Regions from separate parts of the Homo sapiens genome. Here region 1 is linked to region 2. The links are chromatin loops, found by intact Hi-C in ENCODE. Cell type or tissue: PC-3. All regions are shown on one strand. Each heading gives the region's core, and the rest is flanking DNA. Links, peaks and the distances in the headings are about the cores only.

Region 1 (15,915 bases), core at 2,678-10,677, 51 kb before region 2:
CATTATCCCAGAGGTGACTTCTAGCTCCTTTTCATGATAACTAAGGCCCTTATCCTGAGAAGTATAGTAACCCTATAGTTTTCCAGTTTGAATCTTATTTGATGTTTTTCCCCCTAGTAAATCTCATAAAGTTTTGGAGATCTTGTAGGTTAGCCCACTGACTTGGCATTTCACATGCTGGAAAAACTTAGTATCTTTTGCAGACCTGGAAAATTTAATCTATATTTCCTCTTTTACATCATTTGTAAAAATGTTAAGGCTACTTCCAGCACCTTCCCTGTTTATGGTTTTCCTGCCAAAATAATTCCTTTTTTCACTGTCTTTGTTTCTCCAGTAAAAATTCATCGAATCCTATGATGACTCAGTTCATTATAATAACTTTTGTGGTAGTACCTTGTCAAGGGCTTTTAAAAAAAATCCAGTGGATTATATTGACTGGTTTCTCCCTTGAGGCTCTACACAAGTTTTAACTTACCGAGACATGATTAGCCCTGCAAAAAAAAAAAAAAAAAAAAATGAAAAGCTAGACCCCCTCCCATGATTATATGTGTTAAATTCTTCCGTGACCTTATACTTTAGCATACACAGACCTTAGAAATTTGTCAAATTGCTAAGAAGTAATTATAACACGAAATTAGGGAAACGTGAGGGGCTGTGGATAAAAGAGGTGACATTGAGACTTAATGTAGATGGTTGAAATGCAAGTACATACAAGTAGCAGCAGGAAGAAAAAGCAGATATACACACACATACAAACCCCGAGAGGCTACGGTGGTTTTCTTTTATATGTTCTAGGCAGTGCGTAGGCCTGTCACATTGAAGATAGTAGTTACTGTCAACCCATTTTACAGATGAAGGATTTTAATGCACAGTGAGGTTCAGCCAGTGGTAGTGCTGGATTCTAATGTAGGACCCTCAGCTTCTAAATCCATGCTCAAATGTTGGAGGTCTGTTAGAGCCAGATATTATACTGGTTATTGATGAAACAAAGATGACTGACAATCAGCCCTGGTGGTTCATGAGCTTGAAAGACCCCTGAGGCAAGGAGACATGTGTGACAACTGTATGAGATGATAATTGCATGTGGAAGGTGCTGATAGAGCACAGAGAAAGGTTGATAATTAAAGAGCCTTCGAGATAAAGACTTGGGTTATCAATCATATCCTGAGGAGAGAGGTGGATAAAGAGAGACAGTGTTTAAAATATATGGAAAAATATATTTTGAACTTTAAATGATGTAATCTCCCTTATTCTACCCTTTCAGTTAATATAACATTTCTATACAGAGAGTACTGGCAGTGTATTTTAAGAGCAAAGTTACCACATATTTACTAATATTGACTTTTCTGTTTGATCCGTCTATTGTCTAACTACAGTGACATTTTAGTGAATGTGAGGAACTAGATAGCCCAGGTAACTTGCTAACGGTAGAGGGATGCAAGATGAAGAAAAAGACTCATTTGAAATCAGTTGATAATGTCTGAAATGATATTTTTAAACTTAAAAATTATTTTGAAGGAAGCACTGTGACATACACTCATTGTATGGCTTGATGGAGGATTGATGTTAAATTATAGGGAGGACCAGAAAGTATGTGCTAAAAACCACAGTAAAAACCTTCAAGAAGAGTTTCATCTTGTAACTCCTGTGATTAAATTTTCTCTAACATTTTAGTGACTCTAGGTCATCATCTGTAATAGAGATATTACCTATATTTTATCCTTCTGATTTGATTCATCAGAATGCACCAGAGTGGATGGCAATGAAATGACTGCAGCAGTTTTCCAGGCTGGTTTGCAGCCTGCCCATACTGTCATCATCTGCCAGCCAGCCAGTGGGCTTCATATCTTCACACACTTTTTCCAGAAAGGACCTCCCCTTTGTCTTCAGCATGTTGTTGTTAATTTTTTGGCATAGCAAAATGCAGAAGGGCCTATTGGCTGTGGCAGTGGAGTTCAGCTGAGGCAGAGTTACTGTAAAAAAAGAAATCTTTAGTTTCCAAAATAACCAGATTAAACACATATTTTACATAAAGCCAAGGAGTTATGAGGAAAGCAAGGTTTAAAATGATGTTAAAAGTAAAATAGCAAATTTGCTTTTTAAAATACTTAATATTTAAAATATTTGATATTACAGGTACTATCTGTGTGTTAAATGAACACATTTTTGCTAATCCAGTAGTCACCACTTGATTTTCCAAAGGAATATAAATATTGCAAAAATGTAATAAGATATAGTATAATTTGTAACAAATAGAAAGCTTCCTTAGTGACTCCTTAGATTCCAAAATATAATTTTTCCATTATGGAAAATTATATTTATGTTGAACATAAATAATCAGATGTTTGCTTCACTAATGATCCAGCTTATTTTAAAATTATGTTACTGGATTTAACGATGTGACCTCTGTTCTGCGACTTTGTGTATTCTGGAGGCTTGTTATGCATGTCAAGGGTATTTCCTTTTATTTGTTTTAATTTTACCTGCCATTTAAATCATTGAATGACCCTTCATAATTGTATTATGAAACCATATAATAAGGAAGGACTAGTTGATTATTTTTTACTTTAACTTTCTTAATCTCATATAATTCAAATCTTCTTTGTGTTCTCATTTCTCAGGTCAAATAATTTTTCGTTTGTAATTTTTCATCACAGTAATGGATGGGATAGAGTAATATGTTTCAATACATTTATTGTTCTTATTTTAGCATTTTACATCTGTTCTCTTTTTCGGAAGAGGAAGTCAAGTAGTATGTTGAAAAGAGCATACGATTGAGAGACAGGAAAGGTCATAATCTAGAATCTGGACTGATCACTTAAAATGGAATATTGGCCAACTGGAATGGGAAAATCTTATCTTGGTTAATAATAGTAGCATATATCATTAGTTCCTTTAGAGCAAGGTACCATAACTGTTTCATCTTTGTATCTTTTTTCTTCTGGTGTTTTTGGAATTTCAGAGACAAAAGAGAATGTTTGTGACTTAAGTCCCTTCTAAACCTTTCAGCTCTAAGATTTTATAATTCTTTATATGAGACTGATACGTACAAATCTAATAATTATACAGAGTACCATTTACACAATTTTATGAATAAACTCATTACTTGGGAGTTGCAAATTATTTAGGTTAGTAGAAAATAATTCTGCCACAATAAATACTGTATTCTTTTCTTAGAATTATTTGCTAAGAACTTTTAAGGCAGTTGTTGAAACGATTTTGTTCAGAAGTCAGATGCAGTTTCATGTTTGACTGTATTAGATTATAATGGCTAATTTTACCAGAGATAAAAAATACGCAGAGGTTGCCAGCAACATGATAAATTAGTTTCTGTGATTACAAATTTTCACTAATCAATAAGGGATAATTTCCCTGTGTATCTCATTGGTTATCTTTGTTTCTTTGACTCCCACAGGAAGTCTCTTTTAAAAACTCTTTGTAATATGAAAACAAAAACTGAACCAGGTTGAAGTGTTATGCAGTTGAACTGGTTCCCTCTTTGAGAAGTTAATGCCTGTTGTATTCTTTTCCTAAAATATTATGTAGTCACACTGTTCTGTGATTGTTTAAATGTTAAGATTTCTTGAAAATGTCTGGGAAACCTGATACGTGCTTATTATTTTCAGGTTGATTAGTAATTTCCTTTTAAGACACTATATTTTCATACAGCAGTCAACTCTATTATTTTTATATGTGTGGGGATTTCAGAGGTATTTTCTAGATAACCCATACCAAATTTTTAATCTCATCATGCTTCTGTGCAACCTCCCCTATGACACGTCAGTATTTGCTAACTGGAAAATTATATTTATCAAGCTAACTAAAATACAATTGAGAGGACAGATAATCAAAGCCCCTGGTAATTCATCCTGGAGCATTTGCTCTTAGTATAAAATAGGAAGCCTCCACTAAAAACTACAGAGTTGCTTGTTTTACATGAATTGTTTGCTCTTAAGGAAAAAATTTGAGGTTCTTAAGAAATAGAAAAAATGTTCTTGTCCATAGTGAATGGATTAGGGTTCATGATGATAAAATCTTTTAATCAGAAATGAGAAAGAATGTGAAACAGGGTAAGGCAAATCCCCTTTATGTGGACTCTTTTCTTAGAAGTTGGATTAAAAATGAAAAAAAAATTGGATAACCTTTATACCCAACATGTATAAGTTTATTTATGAATTTTTTCTTCTTGTGCTTTTCTGTTTCTTTGGAACCTGATTCATAATTCACTTTGGGAAAATATTCTGTTAATCTCATTCCTGTTGACTCAGTCCCTCCCTTTCTCTGCCTGCACTATCTTCCATTCTTATGTACTCTGCACTGTATCAATTTCTAATTACTGATTTCCTGAATTGTTAGTGTGCTTCCATCCTCACAGTTTTAACTGTATGAAATGTCAAAACCTGTCTTCTGTTTCTCTCTCTATCTTTTACAATATGGAATATAGAACCCAAAAGATGCTTGGTCAGTGTTGATTAACTGACTTTCTTTTGTATGGTTCTGATCTTTATTTTTTCATAATGGCGGAAATTTTCATTTTTAAAGTACATGAGGAACCTCAGAATTTTTTAAATGTATGATTTGTTGCATTTGTTTTAAAATTGCATTCTGGGACACGAAAAAGGAAAAAAATTCTCTTCTGTATTTTGACTAAAACTAGTGTAGAAGGTTCTATACTGAACTTTCGAGGCAGATATCTGAGTTTGTATTCCAGCTTTCCCACTCAGTGTCCTCATCTGTAGAATGAAGATAATAAGAATACCAGTTCAGTAAGGATCATGTGGGAATTACAAGAAATACCTGGCACATAATAGTTGTTCAATAAATGTTCACTCTTGTTCTTTATTTTTAGATGTCTTAAATGGCATTAGCACTCAGCCTGCTTTACCAGGTTACTATATGAGATTCTCCTACTAAAACAGAATGAGGAAAATGTACAGTTAATTGATCAATTTTAAGGAGAAACTGTTTTCTTGTAAAATGTTTCTAAGCCCAAAAATTATTTGATCGCAAAATGTTCGTATTGAAATATAAGTGCCTAATTTCAAAAACGAAGCTCTTTAGCAACAAAGTTGTTTCCTTTTTTTCCAATTTAAGATATTTCCATCTCTATTTCAAATGCTTGCTTCTAAAAAAAAGTTTAGTGAAATAAGAGGATAAATTTTATGTTTTTATTGATTTGAATGACATTTTCCCTTGGATGAATTATGAAATGTCTGGTTAACTTTAGCATTAGTGAAGCTTGAATAGATTTTAATATTAAGCAAGTGTTTAGTTGCTTGACATGATCAGTTTACACTATTGCAGAGCCTTAATTAAAGTTTTATTAAACTGTGTAAACCGTGATCCAGTTTGGATTTGAAAGTAGATAGACATCTGTTTCAAATATTATTACTACGGTTAGAAATTAATAGCCTTTGGCCAGATGCAGTGGCTCACGCCTGTAATCCCAGCACGCTGGGAGGCGGAGGCGGGCAGATCGTGAGGACAGGAGATCGAGAGCGTCCTGGCTAACACGGTGAAACCCCGTCTCTACTAAAAGTATAAAAAATTAGCCGGGTGTGATGGTGGTCGCCTGTAGTCCCAGCTACTCGGGAGACTGAGGCAGGAGAATGGCATGAACCTGGGAGGTGGGGCTTGCGGTGAGCTGAGATGGTGCCACTGCACTCTAGCCTGGGCGACAGAGCAAGACTTGTCTCAAAAAAAGAAAAAAAAAAAAAAGAAATTAATAGCCTTTTTTCTTGGAAAGTCTTAAGGTTTCTCTTTTGAAATTTTTGTTGTTGTTTCCTCACTATTTCCTCTGTATTAAAATAATTTTGAGGTATAAGTTATTTTAAAAATCACTCTAATAATGTTTATATTATCTATACAAAAGAAAAGCAAGGAAATATTTGGGAGTATTTGATCAAAGAACAGTAAAACAAGACTGTTTTCTGTGAAAAGCAGATTTTATGGTGATGCATCATAAGCATTTGAGACAGCTTTCTTGATTGGCGACCATTGTGCCTTCCTTCCTCCCTGGCTTTTTTCTTTATGAAGTGAAGATTAATTCTAAGTTAATTTTGGTTCTCATTTTGCTCACTTACATAATAAACACGAAGTACTCTTATTCTCTTTTTTCTTTCTTCACCTCCGTGGCATTAGAAAATTCTTCAGCAAATGCAATTATTTAGCTACTTGTATATGCGTTTTAGTTGTGGTAAGGAATCTTGATATATTTCAAGCAGAATTATTTAATGCTGTCTAGAGAACAACATCAGAATTTAAATTTTCTATTAAACTGTGCTTATTAAAATGGTAGAAAACAAAACTTGTAATACCCCAGAGTCAGAATCCATCCAGTTACTACATTGCTATGTCTTGGTTCTGCAAGACTTGATTATTACATGAATACGCGTTCAATGGAAACATTATAAAATACAGGAAAAGGCCAGAAAGGAAAAAGAAAATCACCTGAAACTGCACCACTTAGAGCCTGTTATTTGTTACCATTTTGATATATTTCCTTTATCCTTTCTCCTAAATTATTTTTAGATATGCTAACAAAAGTGTGAATTACCATCTTAATTTTGTATTTTATTTTTGCTTGAATGATTTATGAATTTTTCCTTATATCATTACATATTTTTCAAAATACTGTTTTAATTAATGACTGGAAATACTCATTTGTATCTATTTTCCTTATTTTTATCATAACAGTACAGTGAACATCTTTATGAATAGGTCCTTTAATATTTATATGAAAGCTTTTATATGTATCACCAGTTGCTTTCCAGTCATCATTCTAATTTACAATTCTACCAGCAGAGTATCTATTTAATTTCTCTCATATTTTAAGAGAAGTGTGTTAATATTTCAGTTATCTCCATGAAATCTCCATAAGCCTCAGAAAAAGAAAACAAAATTTGAAGGACCCCAAAATGAAAGTAGTTTTGAATAGGTGAGAACCTGCTTCATGTTATTTTTATTTAAAAAAAGGAAAAGAAAGATAAACAGGAGTTTTTACTGCTTACAAATACTGGCCATTACCTTTGATATATAATTTTATTACATTATAAAAGAAATGCAAATTAACCCTAATCATTTTTCTGTTATTATGGTTCTGAGTTTTACTTAATAACTATAGGAATGATTTAAAGGAAAAAAGCTATTAATTCATACAGAAATCCTTGTAGTCAATGGCAGAAGTGACCTTAAAAAAATCTAATTGAAACCCTTTTTTGATATGCAAAATGAGATTTAAGATGGTTCTGTGTTTTGTGAAAAGGCCCTTATATTGTAGCAGAGATTGGGCCAGAAAACAGGTTGTCTGATTCCTGCTCTTTTCTTACTTTTAAAAAATATAGAAGTTTTGGCCGGGCGTGGTGTCTCACGTCTGTAATCCCAGCACTTTGGGAGGCTGAGGTGGATGGATCACCTGAGGTCAGGAGTTCAAAACCAGCCTGGCCAACATGATGAAACCCTGTCTCTACTAAAAATACAAAAATTAGCTGGGCGTGGTGGCAGGCACCTGTAATCCCAGCTACTGGAGAGGCTGAGACAGGAGAATCACTTGAACCTGGGAGGCGGAGGTTGCAGTGAGTTGAGATTGCGGCATTGCACTCCAGCCTGGGCGACAAGAGCAAAACTCCATCTCAAAAAAAAAAAGTGTATATATATGTATATATGTTTTTAAATGAAATAATTCTTCTCTTAAAGGATATATAATAATAATAAATAGAGTAAATGCTTGTACATCCAATAGTCAGCTTGTGAAACAAAGTAATACCAATAACTTGTAAGCCTCTTATGCATTCCTCAGTTGCATTTGGCATCTTTCCTTCCCATCTGAGTAAACACTAACCTGAGTTTTATGTTTATTATTCACTGGTTTTTAAAAAATAATTTTATCATATATGTGTGTATACCTAACCAGCATATTTTTGAGCTTTATAAAAATACGACTCTTTAGGTAGTGTCCTGTGTTTTACTTTTCCCTTCAAATTTATGTTTTTGAAATTCATCCATTTTGCTTGAAGATGTATTTCACTTTCTTTCATTGCTTTGTGATACACTGTTGGGGGAATAGATCACAATTTATTTTTCCATTTACTTCCTGATAGGGTATTTCTATATATTTGCTATTATAAAGAATGATGTTATGGGCTTCTTGTATTAACTCTTGGTGCACCAGTAACAAGATGCTCTTTTTTAAATGTATAAGACGGTGCTATATTGTTTTCCAAAGTAGTCCACATTCCCACCAGCAGCATGTGGATAATTCCTATTTGTACCTCATCCTAGTCCATACTTAATATTTTCAGATTTATTAAATACTTGCTAATATCCAGGTTTAAAATTTCTTAGTGGGGTCATAACTGATGTTTTCATGATTGTTAATGATGATGAGCCATATTTTCATGCATTTTGTCCATTTGTTCTTTTCCTCTGCCAACTTTGTGAAGTGCCTGTTCATATCTTTTGCTGATTTCGTATTAGATTGGTTGTTCTTTTCTTAGTGACTTTTAGGGATTTTTTTTTGTTTATTATGAATGCTAATTTTTAGTTAAATGCATTGCAGACATCTTTTTATGACTTAGGGTTTCTCTATTTTACCTTTTTATGTAGCTTTAGTGACAGAAGTTCTCAATTTTAATGTAGTCAAATTTTTCATTCTTTTAATTTACGGTTTATAATTTTTGTGCCTTGTTTAAATCATCTTTGTCCACCCCAACATCATAATGATATTCTCTTAATAGTCTTAATCTATATGTAATTGAATTTTTTTCTTGAGGTGTGAGTTAAGGTCCAATTCTATTTTTTTCCATATAAATATGTGTAACCTATTTATGTATAACCTATTGTCCAAATGCAATTTATTGAATGTATCTATCCTTTCATTCTAGAGTAATTGTCCATTAATGTCAGCCCTGTTGTATATCAAATTTCTCTACACACATATGAGGGCCTGTTTCTGAGCTTTTAAATTTTGCTCCATAGGTCTGGTTTTTATTCTTGTGGTAATATTACATTGCCTTAACTAGAATATAATATAGAATAGAAATAGTGATAATGATCATATTTTTCTTTTTCTTGTAGGGTCTAAATCTAACATCACTATTAAGAATGATAACTGATCTAGATTTTATATATACATTTATCATGTTGAGGTTGTTCTTGGACGGGTGCGGTGGCTCATGCCTGTAATCCCAGCACTTTGGGAGGCAAAGGCCAGTGGATCACCTGAGATAAGGAGTTCGAGATTAGCCTGGCCAACATGGTGAAACCCTGTCTTTACTAAAAATACAAGAAATTAGCCCGGTGTGGTGGCACGTGCCTGTAGTCCGAGCTACTCAGGAGGCTGAGGCAAGAGAATTGCTTGAATCTGGGAGGTGGAGGTTGCAGTGAGCCGAGATCGTGCCACCTCACTCCTGCCTGGGTGACAGAGTGAGACTCCATCTTAAAAAACATTAGAAAAAAAAAAGGATGTTCTCTTATATTCCTAATATACTGTTTTATTTTATATTCATAGTAAATGGATATTAAGCTGTATCAAATTATTCTGTATCTTTGAGATCGTAAAAGTTCCCCCCCTTCCCTTAATCTCTATGTTACATTTGTTGGGTTACATTTGTTGATTTCATAATGTTAAATTGCTCTTATTTTCTAGGATAGACTCAATTTGATCATGACATGTAATTAATAATCTTTTTAATTGCCTGCTAGATTTGGTTTGCTAATGTCTCATTTAGGATTCTTGCATGTGTTCATTAATGAGATTAGCTTTTTTTCATGTCACTTTAATATTACTCCCAACCGCACTAGCCCTCAGTAGCCACTAATCTAGTTTCTGTCTCTATAAACTTGTCTATTTTAGACATTCCGTAAAATGGAATGATACAATATGAGATCTCTGGTGACTGGCTTTCTTCACTTAGCATATTATTTTCGAGGTTCATCCATATTGTAGCATGTGTCACTACGTAATTCATTTTCATTGCCAGATAATATCCCATTGCATAGATAGACTATATATTTATACATTCATTAGTTGATGGACATTTGTGTTGTTTATACTTTTTGGTTAATATTAATAATATTGCTATAAACATGTATGCCCAAGGTTTTATGTGGACATATATTTCATTTTTCCTGGGTATATACCTAGGAGTGGAGTTGGTGGGTCATATGATAACTCTGTGTTTAACATTTTGAGGAACATCCAGGTTGTTTTCTAAAGTGCCTATAGCAGTATACATCCTAGTATATGAGGTGTCAGTTTCTCTACATCCTCATCAACATGTATTATTGTCTTTTTTTTTTTTTTTTTTTTTTTTGAGACAGAGTCTCGCTCTGTCGCCCAGGCTGGAGTGCAGTGGTGCCATCTCAGCTCACTGCAAGCTCCGCCTCCCTTGTTCACGCCATTCTCCTGCCTCAGCCTCCTGAGTAGCTGGGACTATAGGTGCCCACCACCATGTCCGGCTAATTTTTTGTATTTTTAGTAGAGATGGGGTTTCACCGTGTTAGCCAGGATGGTCTCGATCTCCTGACCTTGTGATCCACCCACCTCGGCCTCCCAAAGTTCTGGGATTACAGGTGTGAGTCACCGCAGCCGGCCTATTATCTGTCTTTTTGATAATAGCTATTGTAGTCAGAATGAAGTACTGTGTCATTGTGGCATTGATTTGCATCTTTCTGATGGCTAATGATATCAAGCATGTTTTCATGTGCTTATTGGCCATTTGTATGTCTTATTTGGAGAAATGTCTAGTCAGATTCTTAGTCCATTTCAAGAAATTGAGTTATTTATCTTTTTGTTATGGAGTTGTAAGTGTTCTTTAGGTTTTCTAAATATATGTCTCATAACAGATATATGATTTGCAAATATTTCCTCTCATTCTTAAGATTGTCTTTTCACTTTCCAGATGGTGTCCATGGAAACAAAAATATTTTCAACTTTTATAATGTCCGATTTATCTATTTTTTCTTTTGTTTTTATGCTTTGGTATCATATTAACCATTGCCTAATCTAAGATAATAATTTTTTATTTTTATTTTTTTGAGACGAAGTCTTGCTCTGTCACCCAGGCCAGAGTGCAGTGGCGCCATCTTGGCTCACTGCAACCTCCACCTCCCAGATTCAAGCGATTCCCCTGCCTCAGCCTCCCGAGTAGCTGGGATTACAGGTGCCCACCACGCACCTGGCTAATTTTTGTATTTTTAGTAGAGATGGGGTTTCACCATCTTGGCCAGGCTGATCTCAAACTCCTGGCCTCGTGATCCACCCACCTCAGCCTCCCAAAGTGCTGGGGTTATAGGCGTGAGCCACTCTGCCCAGCCAATAACAAATATTTATACCTATATTTTCACCTTCATTTTCGAAAGATAGTTTTAGTGGACATAAGACTCATGGTTGATGGTTTTTTTCTTTTAGCACTTTGAACATTATTTTCCTGGTGCCTTTGAGCCTCCATTTTTTTCTGTGTTACCGGTTAACCTCATTGCAGTTTCCTTGTATGCAAAGAGTCATATTTATTTATATGCTCTCAAAATACTCTCTTTTTGTCTTGTAGTATTTTTGCTATTATGCAACCCAGTGTGGATCTCTTTGTGTTTATTCTGCTTGGAATTTGTGGAGCTTCCTGGATTATTGTTTTTAATTAATGTTTCATTAAACTGGGAGTTTTCAGCTCTTCTTAAAATGAATTTGTTTTGCTTCTTTTTTTTTTCTCCTCTTTTTGGTAGCCCCCTTACATATATATGTGCTTAATGGTGTCCTACATTTCTCTGAGGTTCTGCTTATTTTTCTTCGTTTCTAAAAACCTGTTCTTCAGGTTGTACTATCTCCATTGACCTATCTTGTTTGTTTATTCCTTCTTCTGTCAGTTGAAAGATACAGATACTTCCTTCTACTCAGTTTTGCATATCAGTTATTATACTTTTAATTTTTTAATGTTAATTTTTTTTTTTTTGTCACCCAGGCTGGAGTGCAGTGGTGCAATCTTGGCTCACTGCAGCCTCAACCTCCCAGGCTCAAGTGATCATCCCACCTCAGCCTCCCTAGTAGCTGGACCATAGGTGCATGTGACCATACCTGGCTAATTTTTGTATTTGTTTGTAGAGCTGAGGTTTTGCCATGTTGCCCAGGCTGGTCTTGAACTCCTGAGCTCAAGTGATCTAATCACCTTGGCCTCCCAAAGTGCTGGGATTACAGGTGTGAACTGTCACACCTGGCCAGTTACTATACTTTTTATCTCCAGAATTCAATTTGAAAAATTTTTATCTCTTTATTGATATTTTCCATTTGATGAGACATTATCATCACATCATCTTTTATTTCTTTAAGCATGGTTTCCTTTATTTCTTTGAGCATATTTATAGTGGCTACTTTGAAAGCTTTGTTTGTCAGATCTAACATCTGGGCTCTCTCACAGGTAGTTTCTGGTGCCTGCTTTAATTCCCTGTATATTGGTCTCATTTCCCTGTTTCTTTGTATGTCTTGTAATTTTCTGTTGAGAACTGGACATTTTAGGCAATATATTGTAACACTGGAATCTGCTTCCCTCCACTCCTAATGCTTGTTTTTGTTATTTGCTTGTTTGTTTAGTGACCTGGCTGGACTATTTTACTGCTAGGGGAAGTCTTTGATATTACCTCTCTAATGGTGGGTGCAACCTTGGGCATGTCCACAGTTACCTTTGGATGAAAGGGTTTCTGTCTCTGACGGTCTCTTTCCCTTATATCTTTGTCAAGCTGCTCACCTCTGTTGTTATCACGCCAGCTATTAGGATCCACGAATTGCTGGCCGATTGTTCTATTGTTGTGACAGTGCTCCAGTCATAACTTGCTTCATAGTCTGATCTAATTAGTTTCAGGCCACTCTGCTGGGGTAGTTTTTGAGGCCGGTGTTTGAGGTTTGTTCTGATTCCAGGAGGACTCTTAACTCTTTTCCTAGTTCTCTATGGTAAACTATCTGGCTTATAATATAGTTTATGTCTCTCATGGATCTACTAGCTTCCTCTTAATTGCTTACCACCAAAATCTTTATTGTTTCTAGAGTACCCTTAGGCTTGAACTTCCCTTATACTCTGCTGTTTCAGTTAAAGTTAGTCCCTTTAAGTGAGAATTTTGAAGCTCTCTGTTCTTATGAAGTGTCTCTTCCTCTGGGCAAAATCTCTGAGCCATTGATCTGGAGCCAGTGATCTGGAGGGTGTAGTAGCCTGTTTCTCTTGGAGTGACACCATGATTTTTCTAGCAGGATGCTGGGCTGAGATGGTAGCCTCTGGTCTCCTTATCTTACCTCTTCTGGTATGGAAACTTTGCACTATGAATGAGCTAAGGTGAAGGCCTTTAGGGCACCAGTATTCTCTGCCTGCTGTTGCTGGGTGTAGAGCGTTTACCCTGTGAGTAGGGACTGGTGGAGGAAGGAAGCTCTGACCACTTGGCCATGCTCACCAGGAATGTAGCCGTTGTAGTTTAGAGCTGGGGGGATGAGAAGTGCTGGTGGCCCCTCCCTCCTGGTGAGAGAGTTTATCCTTTGACTTGGAGCCCCATTTTCTTGGCCATATCCACAGGGAGTGGAGTTTCTCTCATATCGAGCTGGAGGTAGGGAAGGAGGGGATATGTTATGCTCAGAGACCATAGACTCTCAACCTTCTTACCAAGATTTAGTATGCTTCCTTGAATTAATGTTTCTTGATCTGCTTCTTGCTCTTAAGACAATTTCCAGAGACTTTAAGTGTTTTCTTAGTTTTTTAATTTAAAATTTTACTTGTATGGTTGTTTTGGCTGGAGAGGGTAGGTCTGTGGAGCTCCTCATACTGCCATTCTAGAAGTGGATTATTGTGAGATTAGCTTTTAATTTTATTTCCTATTGTCAATAAGAGACTTAGGAATCCAGGTATAGTAACCTAATGGAATGAGGTTGGGAGTGTAAGTAATTTTTCTGTTTTTTGGATGAACTTGTATAATATTAGGTTTTGTTCCTTGAAAGTTTGATAGAACTTTGTAAAATTATCTGAACTTACAAGATTACTTTTTAAACTACTTAGATTTCTTATTTGTTATGAGTTTTCAGGTCTCCTGTTTCTATTTGAATAGTTTTTCAAAATTATATTTACATTTTCTCTTTTGTGTAAACTTTTTAAAATTTTTTCTTTTTTTTGTTTGGTAGAGATGAGGTCTTGCTATGTGGCACAGACTAGTCTTATACTCCTGGCCTCAAGTGATCTTCCTGCCTTGGCCTCTCAAAGTGCTGGGATTACAGGTGTGAGCCACTGCACCCAGCCTAAATGTTAACATACATTGGCATAAAATTTATACTGGGCCCAGTTGATTTCTCTGCCCAGATTCATTTGGCTCCCTTCTCAAACCTCAGTTGCTTGTCCTACTTCCTTTTTAGAGTGGCCACAGTAGCAGCTCATGTCATTCTTGTGGTTGTAAAGCCCTGGCCATTTTCATTGTAACCTCATCTTTGATACCATACAGGTCATCTTAGCCTCCTCTTTGGTACAGCCTTCCTGTGACCTTTAGGGTAAGAGTCATAACAAATTCAAGGCATGATGTGCCGCATCTGGACCTACAAAGCCTCAAGCTTCACCAGCAGCTGCTTGGAGGGGTCAGGCCTCAAAATATTAATACAAGAAAGTTATGCTATGGAGCAAACACTGACCCATGAGTGGTGGGAGATAGAAAGGAGCTGAGACAAATGGTCTCCATTTAGCCTCTGTGGAGATATGCCTGTGACTTGTAGCTTACCGCGATTTCTTGCAAGGCCATAGCCAGTTTGTTAATGTACCACCTTATAGTTGTTTTCCTTCCTGTCCTGCCTCATTTCCCCTTTTCCCTTACTCTTCCTTCCCTGTGCTCACCAAAGAATTATTGACATGTAAACTTGGCCTCAAACTCTGATTTCTAAAGAATTCAGGCAAAACTAATTATAATCAGTGGTGCTCCTAGCACATATGTACTTAGGATGGGGTTAAATTAGATTGCTTCCCTCTTTGAAGGCTGTAAGGACTGCTAGTCGTCAGGGAGCTGACAATGACCTTGGCATGCAGTGGCATCACAATGACCACAGCTTTCAATGATGATAATTTTGCATAAGATATGGGTGAAAAGAAAGACATGTAGCTGTTGCATTTGATGGGCATGGGGGTGGGGCATGGATAACTGTAAGGATTTTGGTGTTTTGGCAGCATTAAAGACTTTAGAAAAGAAAAAGATGGGCCCCAGGTAGCTCACAGCCAGCTTAAGGCACACTGTGAAAGCCAGAGAACTGCTATAATTTCTTTAAGGGAGATCTCATTCCACATTCACAGAGAATATTATGTTGAAAATTAACCCCAAGATATAAGAGTGGCAAGGCTGCAGTATAAGACTGAAGGTACAGTTTTGACAGATCACCTGTCAAAGCCAGGGCTTTGATAGAGAAATAGTAGGATGCTGACACCTGGAAATGAGACCTCTGGGTATATGTGCTGAACAATATTGAATCCTTAATTTTTTCCAAGTCATTTTAGCCAGGAGAAAATAGCCCTACTTTCTCTGGATTCTATATAGTGACCTTTCCTGAAGTTAGTTCTATGTATGATTATGCTTATTCTCCTCAAGATCTGGCCACATCATCACTCACTACTTCTAGGCTGAATTGCTTAAGTAGCATCTTAGCATAGGCTAAGTGGGTAATTATGATCCCTGCTCTGTGAAGAATATAGTATATGTTAAAATAATATGCCATAATAATTCGGGTATTATGGAAACATTTGTAGAATAGATCTTGAGGACATGGGAAGATGAGAGGGCATGGAATATAAGGTTCTGCTGGATGAAGATGTATTATCATGCGGGTACTTACCCCTGTGTGATTTGGAATTACATGTTCTAGCAAGGGCATATGGAAATGTCAGAGCTTCTTTGGCATGTTATTGAGAAAGGGGT
Region 2 (15,915 bases), core at 2,543-10,542:
GTTTTGGTGATTGTTTATAGTCTTAGTCTGTTTTGCTCTGCTATAACAGAATACCTGAGACTGGGAAATTTATAATGAAAAGATACTTATTTCTCACAGTTCTGGAGGCAGAGAGAAGTCTGAGATCAAAATGCTGGGATTTGGCAAGGGCCATCTTGCTGTGTCATCTCATGGTGGAAGGTGGATGGGCAAAGAGACAAAAGGGGGCCAGATAAGCTCTTCTGTAAAGGCATTAATCCCACCAATGAAGATGGAGCCTTTATGGCCCCATCACCTCCTAAAGGTCCCACCTCCCAACACCACCACAATGGCAACCAAATTTCAACATGAATTTTGGAGGAGATAGACATTCAGACCATGACATTTATTATGTCTGAGTTTTAACTTAGACCATGAGCCCCTAGAAGGCAGAGACCACTTGAATGTTTACAGTCCAGAGCTTCTCAACACATTGGACATATTTCGTGATGGTTGGGTAGATGGGTAAATTAATAAATTGAAAGGAAAGGGGGATATTGCAAAATAGAGAATAAAGAATGAGGAGCAAAATGGATAGGGTAGAAGAGGAAGAGAGGAGGAAATACAGGAGATGGATGGCCAACTCCCTTCTCCCTTCTCTTAAGATGAGACTTGATGTGCTCTCAAGTCCCTGGACTGGGTGCTCCCTATCAGTGATACTAGGGGGCTGTAATGGATGTGGCTTCAAGAGAGTCTCTAGCATGGCTTATTCAAAGTCACTGCCATAGACTTAGCACCCAGATGACTACTTTGGGTGCATTCCAGGAATGCACTCTGACTTAGGCATCTGAGCGATCTGTTTGCCCCTACTTAGTCTCTGAAATAGCAAGGTTACCTCATATCTGCCAAGCCAATGGGAAGGATACAAAGGCTTTTTTGGGGTAATAGTGTTTTTCCACACTGCATTGGTGACTTTTTTGTCAGCTAAGCTTTGAGTCATGATTGCATTTGAATGGGAAATGATATTCCTAAAATGTGTGCCTTAGATATTGTTATATTTTTGACTCCTGGTTAAAAAGTATTAATGTCAAAAAATAAATTTTTTCAAGTTAACTTTTGGTATCTATGCTTGGCAAACATTTCCACAGGCAGCCACTGTATCCTACACTATAAGCTTTCCTGTTAACCAGAAACTCTTTTAATTGCTTAGTTGAAATATATTGAAATCATTTGTTAATGAGCTTGAGGTGCTCTTTCTCACTTCATATTCTAAATTAACCTCACCAAAGAGTGACAGAAGGTGTAAAAGAGTTCTGAGATAAAACTGCTTTCCAAAATTTTGGTTAAAGCTAGAATGGAAGTGGGCAGAGAAGGGCTCCTTTGCTTTTGAGGGGTCAGTGGGAGAACGGATGTGGTAGAAAGTTAGCTTGGTTCACTACCATGCTTCTCTCCTGGTGGGCTGCCACATTTCTGTGGGTGGATATGTATGAGTTATGAGAAAAGGCTGGGGGCAAAGCTGGTGTTCGGATCTATGTTTTGGGGAGCTGTGCCCTCATTTTGGAGGAGCCAGTGTCTGGAAAGTGATTCTGAGAGACAACTAGCAGAGGAGAAGGAATTAATGGTCACAGTTTATGAAGAAAAAGAACCAGGATTGCATACTAAGCCCTCTACTGCACACACAGCCTAACCTCTCTATAAGGCAAAGATGTAACCATACATATATTTACCAGGGCTGTTTTCTGACTGAGATATGGAATAGAGAAAAGGTTAGATATGCCTGTCTGAGCAGCCTACAGATTGAAGAATAGTTTTTAGTATCCTTTTGGTTTTTTTTTTTTTATTTGAGATGGAGTCTCGCTCTGTCGCCCAGGCTGCAGTGCAGTGGCATGATTTTGGCTCACTGCAAGCTCCGTCTCCTTGGTTCACACCACTCTCCTGCCTCAGCCTCCCAAGTAGCTGGGACTACAGGTGCCTGCCACCACGCCTGGCTAATTTTTGTATTTTTAGTAGAGACGGGGTTTCACCGTGTTAGCCAGGATGGTCTCAATCTCCTGACCTTGCGATCCACCCGCCTTGGCCTCCCAAAGTGCTGGGATTACAGGCATGAGCCACCGTGCCCAGCCACTATCCTTTTAGTTTTTAGAGTTTAAAGCCTTATTTGGTGTTTAAATTTCTTTCAGAATTATAATGAAGTAAAATGAAATGTTTAATTGATCTAATTCAAGCATTTAAAGATACTAACATTTTTGTCTGAGTTTTGATGCACGAATTTACCACTTAATTCTAATTAGCCTGATCATTGCCAGCACTTTCCCATGCATCCATTCAGGAGGAAGCTAAGGAAACCTTCCCCACCGTAACTTTTTCCTTCTCCATGAATTCACCTGTTAATCAGATGCTTCTTTGTGCTGGTACACAGTTCTGTGGTAGCACTTATTATATGGTTCTTGTCTCTTCAGTGTCTCATTTATTTACTGCACTGTGAGCATGTGAACAGAGCAAGTATCTTAATCACTTATGGAGCTTCCAAACTTGAACCACTTCATGGTTTAGCCCCAAATGCAGACACTAAGGTAGTGTATCCTTATGCTATTTGAACTGATCTGTTTTTAAACATTCTGGTTATTTTCTAAAAAGCTCATTTGAATAAAGAAATTATAAAATGAGAACTCATTTTTACTGTCTATATGACATTTAGAGAATTAATTTTGTCTGAGAGAATGAAAACATTTACTTGTGAAATAAGGCAAATAAGAATTTTATTTAAAAGATTTGATTCACACAGAAAAATTTCTGTTTAATTGATCTTGGGGAAAAATGGGGAAAATTTGGTATGCTTTTGAGTAAAAACGTTTTTATATTGGGTAAATTTTTATTTTATAAAATAAAAATGTAATGAAAGTTATATATAGTGTTCAAATTATTGTCTAGTTTTTGTGTTTTACAAAATTGTAGTTACTGAAATTTGTAACATGGACTCCTTGATCAGTTAACTAATTTAAATGGACATTTTGTTACATTGGTGCATTAGGTAGAACAATGTTGGATGCAAACAGAAAATTTCAATACAAGCTTACTTGAAAAAGAAGGACGTTTAGAATCTCTTTTAAGTGGATGTTCATGTAGTTTTGATGCCAGAGGTGATTGATACAGACTAGAAGCTCAATAATGTCATTCCAGACTCATGTTAAGTGTTCTTTTTGTGGATGGGAGTTCATCGCTAGTCTCTGACATTCTGTGGTGGCCCCATCCTCTGGCTGTTAGCAGCAGATACCACTTTCAGCTATAAGAATAGTACTACTGGGTGTGGTAGCTCATGCCTGTAATCCCAGCTACTCAGGAGGCTGAGGCAGGAGGATCTATTGAGCCCAGGAGTTTGAGACCAGCCTGGGCAAGAAAGTGAGAGGTCATCTTTACGAAAAATTTTTAAAAATTAGCTGAGCAGTGTGGCATATACCTGTAGTCCCAGCTACTCAGGAGGCAGAGGTGAGAGGATCCCTTGAGCCCAGGAATTCAAGGCTGCAGTGAGCTATTATCATGCCACTGCACTGCAGTCTGGGTGATAGAGTGAGACCCTGTCTCAAAAGTAAAAACAAAACAAAACAAAACAAAATAGTACCATCTTTTTTTTTAAGATGGGAAAAAACCTTTCCCAGAAATCTTGTGGCAGACTTGCCTTCTCATTGGCAAGAATTGGGACCCTTTGATTTTCCTAAACCACCATTGACAAAATACATGGGTGACAGTGCCTGGTTGCAATAGTTCTGGGGAGTAAAACAGAGTACTATTGTAATGGGTAAATCCAGACTGCCTTTATACAAATATCAAAATGCTTTGCAGAATGTGGAAAGAAAATGGATTGCATTGCAGTCTATTTTTCTGAATGGAAATAGTTTTATTAATATAAGAAAATAAAAACAAATTTTATAAGTACACATTACATTTGTAGAGAATTAAAAATACCACAACAAAGGATATTTTTTCTGTTTTTCTAAACTTTGGAGCCAGGCATATGGTAACATTTCTTTTTTATTTTAGGCTTTTGCATTACAGATATTACTTTTTCCCCAGTGCCATTGGTTATTGGAACAGGATCTAAAGGTTTATTTTTATTTGTGGAAAAAAAAATTTTAAAATCATTTCCTCAAAAATATTAATTCATATTTTTATTTGTTTATTTGATAAGGGCCAGTCAATAGATAAATTGACAGAATGGTACTTAATGTAGAATTAGATTTTCAAAGATAATGTGAAGCATAAGTGAAACATTAGTTCTTAAATAGGGACTGCCTAGAGATCTTACTTGAGCCTTCGGCTGTGGTCTTTCGGTAGAGTTGATAACTGGTGAAGAATATTAAGGTTCAGAAAAGGTCTCGGGGATATTGCAGATGTTATTTCTCTGTCAAATGTAGTCATTTGCACACCTGCAGCACTGGGGTCTTCTTTCACCATGTTTTAAAGCTCACTCGGGCTGGACTGCTTCCAGGTTCACTTCCTGCTCCCTTTGTTCTCTTTTGCACTGTGCTTTTCTGCTGTGTCCCTGCTCTCACTTGTTTAAGTCATTTTCAGAGGAGAATTTGTTCTTGCAGATTTTAGATTTTCTTATAAAAAATGTGGAATCGTTGAAATTCCTTTTACAAGACTTTTTTTTTTATTCAATTACTTTACCATTTTTAAGGTAGGGAGAATCTCAGGAATACCAAGCAAAGAGGAACATCTGGAATGTTCTATACATTAATAAAAATGGAAACATGCATAATTGCTACCCTGCTAAAGTCCCTGTTATTAGTAATTTAGGAAACATTTTATTCTGCTTACCCAAAAGGAAAGGTAAATATATGCTTATAATATTAAATTGTTGAAACTGAAATCAATAGTTTTATATTAGTCGTATCGATTTCAGTGAAAAACCCTACCTTTCCAAGAGAAACAGTTTTGCCAATAAAATGTAGGAATTAAAATATAGTAACTTTGCCAAACAGATGTAAATTCTTTAATTAAAATAATTTATTTGAGTAAAACTTGCAGCATAATACTACTTTCAAATGATATAATTACAAAAATAAGCCAAAAATACTGAATTCTAAAAAATCTGTAGGTTTTTAAGGAAGTAATTTTCCTAATATGAAATATAATCTAATTTGGCTCATTAGGGGAATACTGTTTCCAAAATGGCATTTTATGTAATAAGCGTTCCCTTTTCCTCATTCCTCATCCCCCTCTGTGTCTCTCTGGTTGAGTTAGTTGAGGCTTCAATAGCAAAAGCACTTCCTTTTGCAAGTTTAGAGTTTTAAGCAGTAGTTCCTCTGTCTTTGACTTGAGACAGTATGATTATGTTATATAAAGTTCGTAATGCCTTTTGAAAATCTCTTTAATAAATAACCCTTTGAAAATAAAGTGTATATATACTTTGTTTATAAAAAGTGTATATAAACTTTATTTCTGTTTCTCAAATATGTTTCTCAAATATATGTATATAAAGTGTATATAAACTTTATATATTTCTCAAATATATTATTTATGGTTTTGTGCTGTTTGCACATTACTGCCTCTTGATACAGGTTCAACAAATAAGTATGGAATATCTCTAGTTTGGCAGACACTGAGTTAGGCATGTGAGCAGACAAAAATGTCTTTCCTTAGAGAGCTTACTTTAAAAAATTCTATTAAATATTCACTGATGCCTTTGTTCAGCATTTTTCCCTTCTTTTTCTTCTCCTAATGATTCATTCTTGCTGTTTTTGTGGCAGCCAGCAGTGCCTAGCTTCCCATGTAGCAGTATTTGAAAGTATCTGTCTATCCTATGATGTGAAAGATTTTAAATATTTATTTATTTTCACATGCAGTTTTTGTGATTAAAAGGGAGGAGAAAGAGAAAAGTTGTCAGATAAAATCAACGGGATGAGTATAAAAGTTTTCATCGAAGCAGCACAGTGTCATGGAGAGATGACTGGAATGTGAGTCAAAAGACATGTCATCACCTAGTTCCATAATTGGTGACTCACTTGCTTTTCCTTTTCTCAGTTAACCAACTCATGCTAACACAGAGAGAAAAATGCCTGCCATATCAGTTTCACACAAGGTGTTTGTAAACAGCAGATAAGGTCACGTGTGAGAAAATGTTTTCACTTGAATATACGTAAAGTGTTTCATTCCATTGCCTTACACATTTTATTCGTAAATGTGAACAAATAAAGGTGAATTTGTGGCTTTCATTAATTCAAATTTAAAATAGTGTTAAATTATACCTAGTTTCTAATTAATAGGATTAATAACTAAAACATTGTGTGATCTTGATATTTACCTCACACCCAGAACTATAAAAAGTAGCATTGCAAGAAATGAGATACATGATTGAGTGAACAGTGCCTGATCTGAAGTTGAGATGCTTTTATTTTATTTGGACAGGAATCATACATGGTAATAATTTGGGTTATTTCCAATAACAGAATTTTTTCTGCTGAAATATATTTTAAAGAAAACACTTTTAAAGAGTCCAATGTAGATTTTTCCACAGTGTATTCTACAGAGCATATTAAGATGTTAATTACCGCTCTTTGATTACAGGATTCCAGGGTCAAATAATTTTGTTTGATAAACAGTATAAAACATATTAATTTACTGCAGAACTTTCAGGGCTTCCAGTATGTGAATGTGTATACTGAAATGTTAAGAGGGCATATAGAATATGCAGCATTTTCCAGAATTATTTGAGAATGGATATTTTTTTTCCCTTAGAGAACATCTATTAACAAGCACCCTTGGACTCTCATCCTCAAAGTGAGGTCCCAGCACTATGAGCATCACCATCAATCTGGACCCCACCCCAAACCTATTGAATTAGATCTGATGGTAGGGCCTAGATGTCTGTGTTTTAACAAGCCTTCCAGATGATTCTGATACATGTGAGAACCACTGCACTAGGGTTTCCTGGAACATAGTTTAAAAAATAAAGAGCTAATCATTTAAAAATATGTATGCTTTTAAAAGAAGGCCCTTCTATTCTGAGTAGTGATATTTAGGTGTCAAGTTTTTATGCTTAGGGTGTGTGTGTGAGAGAAGTCATTAAAAAAAAAAAAAGATAATGCATTCTTGCCAAGTAGAAAATAGGTGTGGTATAATGAAAAAGGTGTTGAAAGTTTATGATTCATGATTTAGTAAAAGTAGAGCTGGATTAACTGTAGATTAAATATCTGACCTCACATACCACACCCTGACTGTACCTTAAGTTTATGCTTCTGTGAGTTAAAGAAGTGCAAGTAGAATTCCTGAGGAATTTAGTTTTCACAGGGAGGCGTGCTTTTATCCTTTTCTTTAAGCTTTCTCTCTCAATTTATTCCAATAGGGCATAATTTCTTTATGATGTTGCTCTTAGGAAATTCTTTCAACAATGATTTTATTTTCCTTTTTTTTTTTTTTTTGGGACACTGCAGCTTCGACCTCCTGAGCTAACAGATCCTCCCACCTCAGCCTCCTGAGTAGCTGGGATTACAGGCACACGCCACTATGCCTGGATGATTTTTGTAGAAACAGGGTTTTGCTACATTGCCCTGACTGGTCTTGAACTCCTGGGCTCAAGCGATCTTGTCACCTCAGCCTCCCAAGGTGCCAGGATTATAGGCATGAGCCATGGCACCTGGCCTTCAACAGTTATTTATTGGGTCCTTAGTAGGGGCTTCATGGGCACTGTGCTAGGTGCTGGATGCACACCGGTAGATAAAAGGAGCACAGTGCTGATCCTCACAGAATTAAGAGTGCATAGAAATGGAGAGGAAAGGAAACAGCCTTTCCTAAAGAATGAAGTGCTCTAGTAAGGAAGTCCAAGGTGCTAAGGGAAAAGGAGGGATGATACCTGTTATAATCCCCAAGGTCAGGATTATGTGACATGAGAGATGTAGTTTATTATATTTTACAGTGATTGGCTTGAAAAATAGTGCAGAAGATTTGTAACGCATTTCTAAATTTGGGAAGGATAAACAGTAGCTTGGAAGCTTCTCTTTGAGCAGTAGGCAGTTTTATTTAGATAAAATTCAGTGCATCTATCTTTTGTAGGAAGAGTTTGAGAAAAAATAATTATTCTGAATTTAAAAATATTAGAAATGAGACTTATTATGTAAGTATATGACATGGAGTTTTCATGATAGTTATCAGCTAGTTCTGATAAGTAATATATTTAGGTCATCATAGAAAGTATGTTTATATTAAATAACTCTTGCATATGTTTGTTACAGTAAATTTTCTTAGAGATAAATAATAAACTATTTTTTGGACAGCTTCAAAAGGGAAAATTCAAAATTTAGAAAAAACATTAGAAATGTTAATATGGGATATTTTTGACTTAAGACATTCAGAAAAGTTAATGTTTTAACACGATATGTGATTATAGAATTCTATTCATATATGTGTTCACATTTATACACTTTGCTATACTTTGTATTTATAAATATAATTCTGTTAGATAAATAAGTGATTCATATTTTGTCAAAACTATTTTAAAATTTCAATATTTAAAATATTTTTGAATCACTGGTTTTCGTTAAGTGGCATCATAGATGAGATTTGATTCCATGTAGCATATAATTTTAGATTGTTCCTCTCTCACCCCTTTTAAACTCCTTCAAGCATTGCTATTACTGGGGTTGCCTTTGGGAAAACTTACTTCTAGATACTACCATATATCTGAAATAGTAGAGGTGGATGTTAATAAAATTCATAAAATAATCATGTATTACTTTTTTTGATTTACCACTGGAAGGAAATACAGTCATGTGCAATATAATGACGTTTTGGTCATTGAGACCCACATGTGTGACAGTGGTCCCATAAGGATGTTGCTGAAAAATTCCTGTTGCTGCCTAGTGACACTGTAGCCATCGTAACGCCATAGCACGACACGTTACTCACCTGTTCATGGTGATGCTGGTGTAAACAAACCTGTGCTGCCAATCATACAAAAGTATAGCACAATGACAATTATGTACAGTTTATCATAATTCTTGATAATAAATGACTATGTTACAGGTTTATGTATTGATTCCACTTTTTGTCATTATTTTGGAATGTACTCCTACTAATTATAAAAAAGAAAAGGTTAACTGTAAAAAAGCCTCAGGCAGGTCCTTTAGGAGGCATTCCAGAAGAAGACATTGTTACCATAGGAGATGACAGCTCTATGTGTGTTATTGCCCCTGAAGACCTTCTAGTGGGACAGGATATGGAGGGGAAAGACAGTGACATTGGTGATCCTGACCCTGTGTAGGCCTAGGCTAATGTGTGTGTGTCCTCGTTTTTAACAAGAAAGTTTAAAAAGTAAAAAAAAAAAAAAAAAACGTAGAAGAAAGCTTATAGAATAAGGATATAATGAAAAAATATTTTTGTATAGCTGTACAATGTGTTTGTGTTTTAAGCTAAATGTTCCTGCAAAAGTGTCAGAAAGTTACAAAATTATGAAGTAAAAAAGTTATAGTGAGCTAAGGTTAATTATTAAAGAAAAATATTTATAACATAGATTAGTTAAACCTAAGTATACAATGTTTATAAAGTCTGCATTAGTGTACAGTAATGTCGTAGGATTCCTCATTCATGTACCACTCACCCAGAGAAACTTTCAGTCCTGTAAGCTCCATTCATGGTAAGTGCCCTGTACAAGTGTACCATTTTTTATGGTACAGTTTTGCCTTTATATTTATTTTTACTGTACCTTTTGTATGTTTAGATATGTTAAAATACACAAATACCATTATGTTATAGTTGCCTACAGCAGGGATCCCCAGCCCCCAGTCTGGGGCCTGTAAGGAACGGGACCACACAGCAGGAGATGAACAGCAGGGAAGCTAGCTAAGCTTCACCTGTATTTATAGCCACTTCCCATCACTCACATTACTGCCTGAGCTCTGTCTCCTGTCAGATAAGCTGTGGCAATTGATTCTCATAGGATTGCGAACCCTACTGTGAACAGCACATATGAGGGATCTGGGTTGTGAGCTTCTTATGAGAATATACTACCTGATAATCTGTCACTGTCTCCCATCACTCCCAGGTGGGATTGTCTAGTTGCAGGAAAACAAGCTCAGGGCTCCCACTGATTCTACATCATGGTGAGTTGTATAATTATTTCATTATGTATTACAATGTAATATTAATAATAATAAAGTGCACAATAAATGTAATACACTTGAATCATCCCCAAACCATCCCCCTACACTCCCACCCTGGTCTATGGGAAAACTGTCTTCCATGAAACTGGTCCCTAGTGCCAAAAAGGTTGAGAACCGCTGGCCTACAGTATTTAGTACAGAGAAATGGTGTACAGGTTTGTAGCCTGGGAGCAATAGGCTATACCATTTAAGTTTGTGTAAGTACACTCTATGGTGTTCATGTAAGGAAATAATGACATTTCTCAGAACCTATTTCTGCCATTAAGTGATGTATTACTGTTTATTATTTACTCCTGACACTATTATTACTGAAGTTAACTAGAGTCCCCAGTGGTTAATAGAGGAAAGTTTATTTGTACCATGGGGCAGCTGATTTTACATGTTTGATCAGATTGGTCTCATGTAGAAAGGTAGTGTAGCAGCCGAGCATGGTCGCTCATGCCTGTAATCCCAGGACTTTGGGAGGCTGAGGTGGGCGGATCACTTGAGGTCAGGAATTCAAGACCAGCTTGGCCAAACATGGTAAAACACCGTCTCTACTAAAAATACAAAAATCAGCCAGACCTGGTGGTGTACGCCTGTAATCCCAGCTACTCAGGAGGCTGAGGCAGGAGAATTCCTTGAACTCAGGAAGCAGAGGTTGCAGTGAGCTGATGTCGTGCCACTGCACTACAGCCTGGGCAACAGAGTAATGCTCCGTCTCAAAAAAAATAAAAATAAGGAAAGGTAGTGCAGTGTATTGGGAACATAAATGCTAAAGTCACGCTGCATGGGTCAAAGAAATCCCAACTCTGCACTTGAGCAGGTCATGTCTGTGAGTTGTTTCCTTATCTTTAAAATGCAGGGATAGGCCGGGAACGGTGGCCCATGAGGCTGGGGCGGGGGGATCCCTTGAGGTCAGGAGTTCGAGACCAGCCTGGGCAACATAGTCAGACTGTCTCTACAAAATATTAAAACAAAAATTAGCCATGCCTGGTGGCACATGCCTGTATTCTCATTTACTCGGGAGGCTGAGGTGGAAGGATCACTTGAACCCACAAGTTCGAGTCTACAGTGAGCTGTGATAGTGCCACTGCACTCCATCCTGGATGAGAGAGGCAGAGACTCTTTCTCAAAAAAAAAAAAAAAAAAATGCAGGTATAAATAAGTACCTACCTCATAGGGTTGTTAGTATTAAAAAGATTAATTAATACAAAGTGCCTACCATAGTCACTGGCACATAGTAGATAATCAGTAAATATTAGCAATTACCATTTTTCATTTGACCTTCAATAGCCTTTCATTATTCTTAGGGTAAAGACCAATATCCTTAACAAGACCCATAAAGTAACCCCATTATCTGGCCACTACTTGTTTTCCACACTTTTTTCTTTTCCTGATTCATTAAGCTCCTTTTATTTTATTATCTCTCATGAAATGCTTGTTATTAGATCTCAGTGTTCTCTTACTCATCTTCCCTTGGCCAACTGATTGTTTTCTCATGCTTCAGATTTGACTTCAGAGGTAACATTCTTAGCCAAATCTTTCCTGATGTTCCCATCAGCCCCCAACACCTCCTTCCCCTGCCTAAGTTCAATGCTGTTGTTGGCTGTGTTCCTTATAGAATTTTGAAAGGATGATAATACAACTGGGTTATTTGTTTTCTTTCCACACCAGAGCATATTATAGACCCAGAATTGTTCTTAGCACATAGGCAAAGGATAAATATTTCGTGGGTGTGTGAGGTAGTGAGTGAATTAGGAGTGAATGAACTGATCTATGCATACTTGGGTATTACACATATTAGGGTATTACAAGTACAGGTACCAGGTAATCCTGATACATGAGATTAGGCATTTTTTGTTGTTCTTGAAACTTGAGAAAATAAATGCTTCATTGTATGCAGGTGTACTTGAGAGCTACCCATACGTAGTGTGATGTTTGGTTTTGTTGATTAATTGTAGTTTTAAAATATGTTTAAATTATCTTAAACGGATTAGATGTATTATTCTGCTTGAAATATGCAAATGTCTGAACATTGCCAGTCATTTCCCATTATACCTGAGGACTTACATATTGTTGGCTTGAGCTGCTTTCCAAGGCTGTAGAAGGCACAGTTCTGCCTGTCTGCGGTGAGTATCAGCAGGTGATCATCCTGAGGCAGTTGCCTGTAGGAAGCCACTGAGATTTAGGACAAGTTGGAAGCCAAGGCTTCTGCAAGAGCTTTACAAGTGTAGAGTTGTTTGAGGGTACAGATCACTTCCATTAGTTCTTTCGTGATATGCTTATCTTCCTTATCTTCCTGCCATCTCTTATACTGTCCCATTTTCTTCCTTATCCTTTGAATGTTTTGTCTTACTTTTTCCCTCCTCCTCCAGCTTTGCATACTTGAAAACCCTTCTTTTTCCTCTCCACCTCCCCTTAATTTTGAAAAGCCAAGGAAGGATTTTTTTTTTCCTTCCAAACTCTTCAAGATTTTTTCTGGGAAGCCTTCTCTACAACTTTGACATAGGCAGTGAATAAACTGATTGATATTAAACCCATTCAAAGACATTAAACTCCTGTTTCTCTAGGAGATTGAGGATTGGTGTAGTTTAGAACCTTATGAACTGGAACCAATAAAACGGTTCACCAGGATGGGAGTGTTTTACACTTTCTGGATCACTGATTATCCAGTACAGAAAGTTCAGCATCACCAGCACTCAACAGTAGCAGCTCTTCCATATCTTACTCTGAAATGGAAATGGCAGTGCCTACTTTAGGTATTTTAATAACAATAAATAAATATATTTAATAAGTTCTTTCCTACTTCTTGAACCAAATAGTTCTTAAGAATGAGGTTGTCATTAAAACTTCAGAGATATCTGCAGTTTGTGTTTCTTTGTTTTTTTTTTTTTTAAATTTTGAAAATATCCTTCAAAGATAGGGAGTAGTCTTTTCACTTTGACAGGGCATTTGACAACCATTAATTTATGCAGCTTCTGGGCTCTTTTAGGAAGAAATGCAGATTTTAGTGGTTATAGGAGTTATCTTTGGTTGTATAGAAAGGTGTAAAGATCTTTCTATAAGGTGTTAAAATTTTCCAAAGAATAGTGTGGGTTATCTTTACAGCAATTTAAAATAAATTAATATTTACTGATTTATTTTTAATTAAAGAACATTTTCAAAGGTGGGGTTAAGTAGCCCAGGCTGGCTTGAACTCTCGAGCTCAAGGGATCCTCCTGTCTTAGCCTTCCGAGTAGCTGGGATTACAAACGTGTACCACCATGCCTGGCTTTAAGAGAATTTTTTAAAATATAAGATATGATGATTTGTTGACTGTTTTTTGGCAACAGTGTGCACACAGTCTTCAGCTACAAAGTAGTTCTCTATATATGCTAGCATTTTGTCTGAAATTTTCTTAAAGGAATCCATTTTTAAAATTGAATGACCCTGTAATAAGCTTAACAAGTGTTCAGGATCGCAATAAATTATATCAGTTGGCAAAACTTTTTACACTGCAGTGACAGTCTCTTTGGTAACAACCAAATGTGGTGTGAAAGATACAATAATATATTTTTAGATTCAAATTTAAATTGAAAATATTTATTAAGTATAAGTTTTGTAAAACTCTACAATTTAAAGATTCTGTTTTCTAAGACTACACTAATTTGTATTCAAATGTAAGATTTCCAGCCATTTAGGAGTTATCTAAATAAATTTTTTCTTTTATTATTATACTTTAAGTTTTAGGGTACATGTGCACATTGTGCAGGTTAGTTACATATGTATACATGTGCCATGCTGGTGCGCTGCACCCACTAACTCGTCATCTAGCATTAGATATATCTCCCAATGCTATCCCTCCCCCCTCCCCCCACCCCACAACAGTCCCCAGAGTGTGATGTTCCCCTTCCTGTGTCCATGTGATCTCATTGTTCAATTCCCACCTATGAGTGAGAATGTGCGGTGTTTGGTTTTTTGTTCTTGTGATAGTTTACTGAGAATGATGATTTCCAATTTCATCCATGTCCCTACAAAGGACATGAACTCATCATTTTTTATGGCTGCATAGTATTCCATGGTGTATATGTGCCACATTTTCTTAATCCAGTCTGTCATTGTTGGACATTTGGGTTGGTTCCAAGTCTTTGCTATTGTGAATAGTGACGCAATAAACATACATGTGCATGTGTCTTTATAGCAGCATGATTTATAGTCCTTTGGGTATATACCCAGTAATGGGATGGCTGGGTCAAATGGTATTCTAGTTCTAGATCCCTGAGGAATCGCCACACTGACTTCCACAATGGTTGAACTAGTTTACAGTCCCACCAACAGTGTAAAAGTGTTCTATTTCTCCACATCCTCTCCAGCACCTGTTGTTTCCTGACTTTTTAATGATTGCCATTCTAACTGGTGTGAGATGGTATCTCATTGTGGTTTTGATTTGCATTTCTCTGATGGCCAGTGATGATGAGCATTTTTTCATGTGTTTTTTGGCTGCATAAATGTCTTCTTTTGAGAAGTGTCTGTTCATATCCTTTGCCCACTTTTTGATGGGATTGTTTGTTTTTTTCTTGTAAATTTGTTTGAGTTCATTGTAGATTCTGGATATTAGCCCTTTGTCAGATGAGTAGGTTGCGAAGATTTTCTCCCATTTTGTAGGTTGCCTGTTCACTCTGATGGTAGTTTCTTTTGCTGTACAGAAGCTCTTTATTTTAATTAGATCCCATTTGTCAATTTTGTCTTCTGTTGCCATTCCTTTTGGTGTTTTAGACATGAAGTCCTTGCCCATGCCTATGTCCTGAATGGTATTGCCTAGGTTTTCTTCTAGGGTTTTTATGGTTTTAGGTCTGACGTTTAAATCTTTAATCCATCTTGAATTGATTTTTGTATAAGGTGTAAGGAAGGGATCCAGTTTCAGCTTTCTACATATGGCTAGCCAGTTTTCCCAGCACCGTTTATTAAATAGGGAATCCTTTCCCCATTGCTTGTTTTTCTCAGGTTTGTCAAAGATCAGATAGTTGTAGATATGCGGCGTTATTTCTGAGGGCTCTGTTCTGTTCCATTGATCTATATCTCTGTTTTGGTACCAGTACCATGCTGTTTTGGTTACTGTAGCCTTGTAGTATAGTTTGAAGTCAGGTAGCGTGATGCCTCCAGCTTTGTTCTTTTGGCTTAGGATTGACTTGGCGATGTGGGCTCTTTTTTGGTTCCATATGAACTTTAAAGTAGTTTTTTTCCATTTCTGTGAAGAAAGGCATTGGTAGCTTGATGAGGATGGCACTGAATCTGTAAATTACCTTGGGCAGTATGGCCATTTTCACGATATTGATTCTTCCTACCCATGAGAATGGAATGTTCTTCCATTTGTTTGTATCCTCTTATTTCGTTGAGCAGTGGTTTGTAGTTCTCCTTGAAGAGGTCCTTCACATCCCTTGGAAGTTGGATTCCTGGGTATTTTATTGTCTTTGAAGCAATTGTGAATGGGAGTTCTCTCATGATTTGGCTCTCTGTTTGTCTGTTGTTGGTGTATAAGAATGCTTGTGATTTTTGTACATTGATTTTGTATCCTGAGACTTTGCTGAAGTTGCTTATCAGCTTAAGGAGATTTTGGGCTGAGACAGTGGGGTTTTCTAGATATACAATCATGTCATCTGCAAAGAGGGACAATTTGACTTCCTCTTTTCCTAATTGAATACCCTTTATTTCCTTCTCCTGCCTAATTGCCCTGGCCAGAACTTCCAACACCATGTTGAATAGGAGTGGTGAGAGAGGGCATCCCTGTCTTGTGCCAGTTTTCAAAGGGAATGCTTCCAGTTTTTGCCCATTGAGTATG

The links. Hi-C counts contacts between places; a loop is a spot of excess contacts. Peaks named below come from ENCODE experiments on the same cell type or tissue, not always from the same donor. Only the 100,000 strongest peaks of a DNase experiment are listed, where the experiment ranks them.
Region 1: it touches region 2 in a loop (2.6-fold over the local background); 2 of 110 quality-filtered maps call a loop at or near these places.

The regions. Positions count from the first base shown.
Region 1 is chr4:94,770,394-94,786,308 of GRCh38, forward strand. The region is part of intron 1 of BMPR1B (bone morphogenetic protein receptor type 1B); the gene reads left to right. Among named protein-coding and RNA genes, the nearest start is that of BMPR1B, 20 kb to the left of the region's middle. In PC-3, for the core only: no CTCF peak of the experiment used is centred there; no DNase peak of the experiment used is centred there.
Region 2 is chr4:94,821,965-94,837,879 of GRCh38, forward strand. All of the region lies in intron 1 of BMPR1B (bone morphogenetic protein receptor type 1B), which reads left to right. Among named protein-coding and RNA genes, the nearest start is that of BMPR1B, 72 kb to the left of the region's middle. In PC-3, for the core only: no CTCF peak of the experiment used is centred there; a DNase peak (open chromatin) is centred at 5,927; H3K4me3 peaks cover 776 bases; H3K27ac peaks cover 1,517 bases.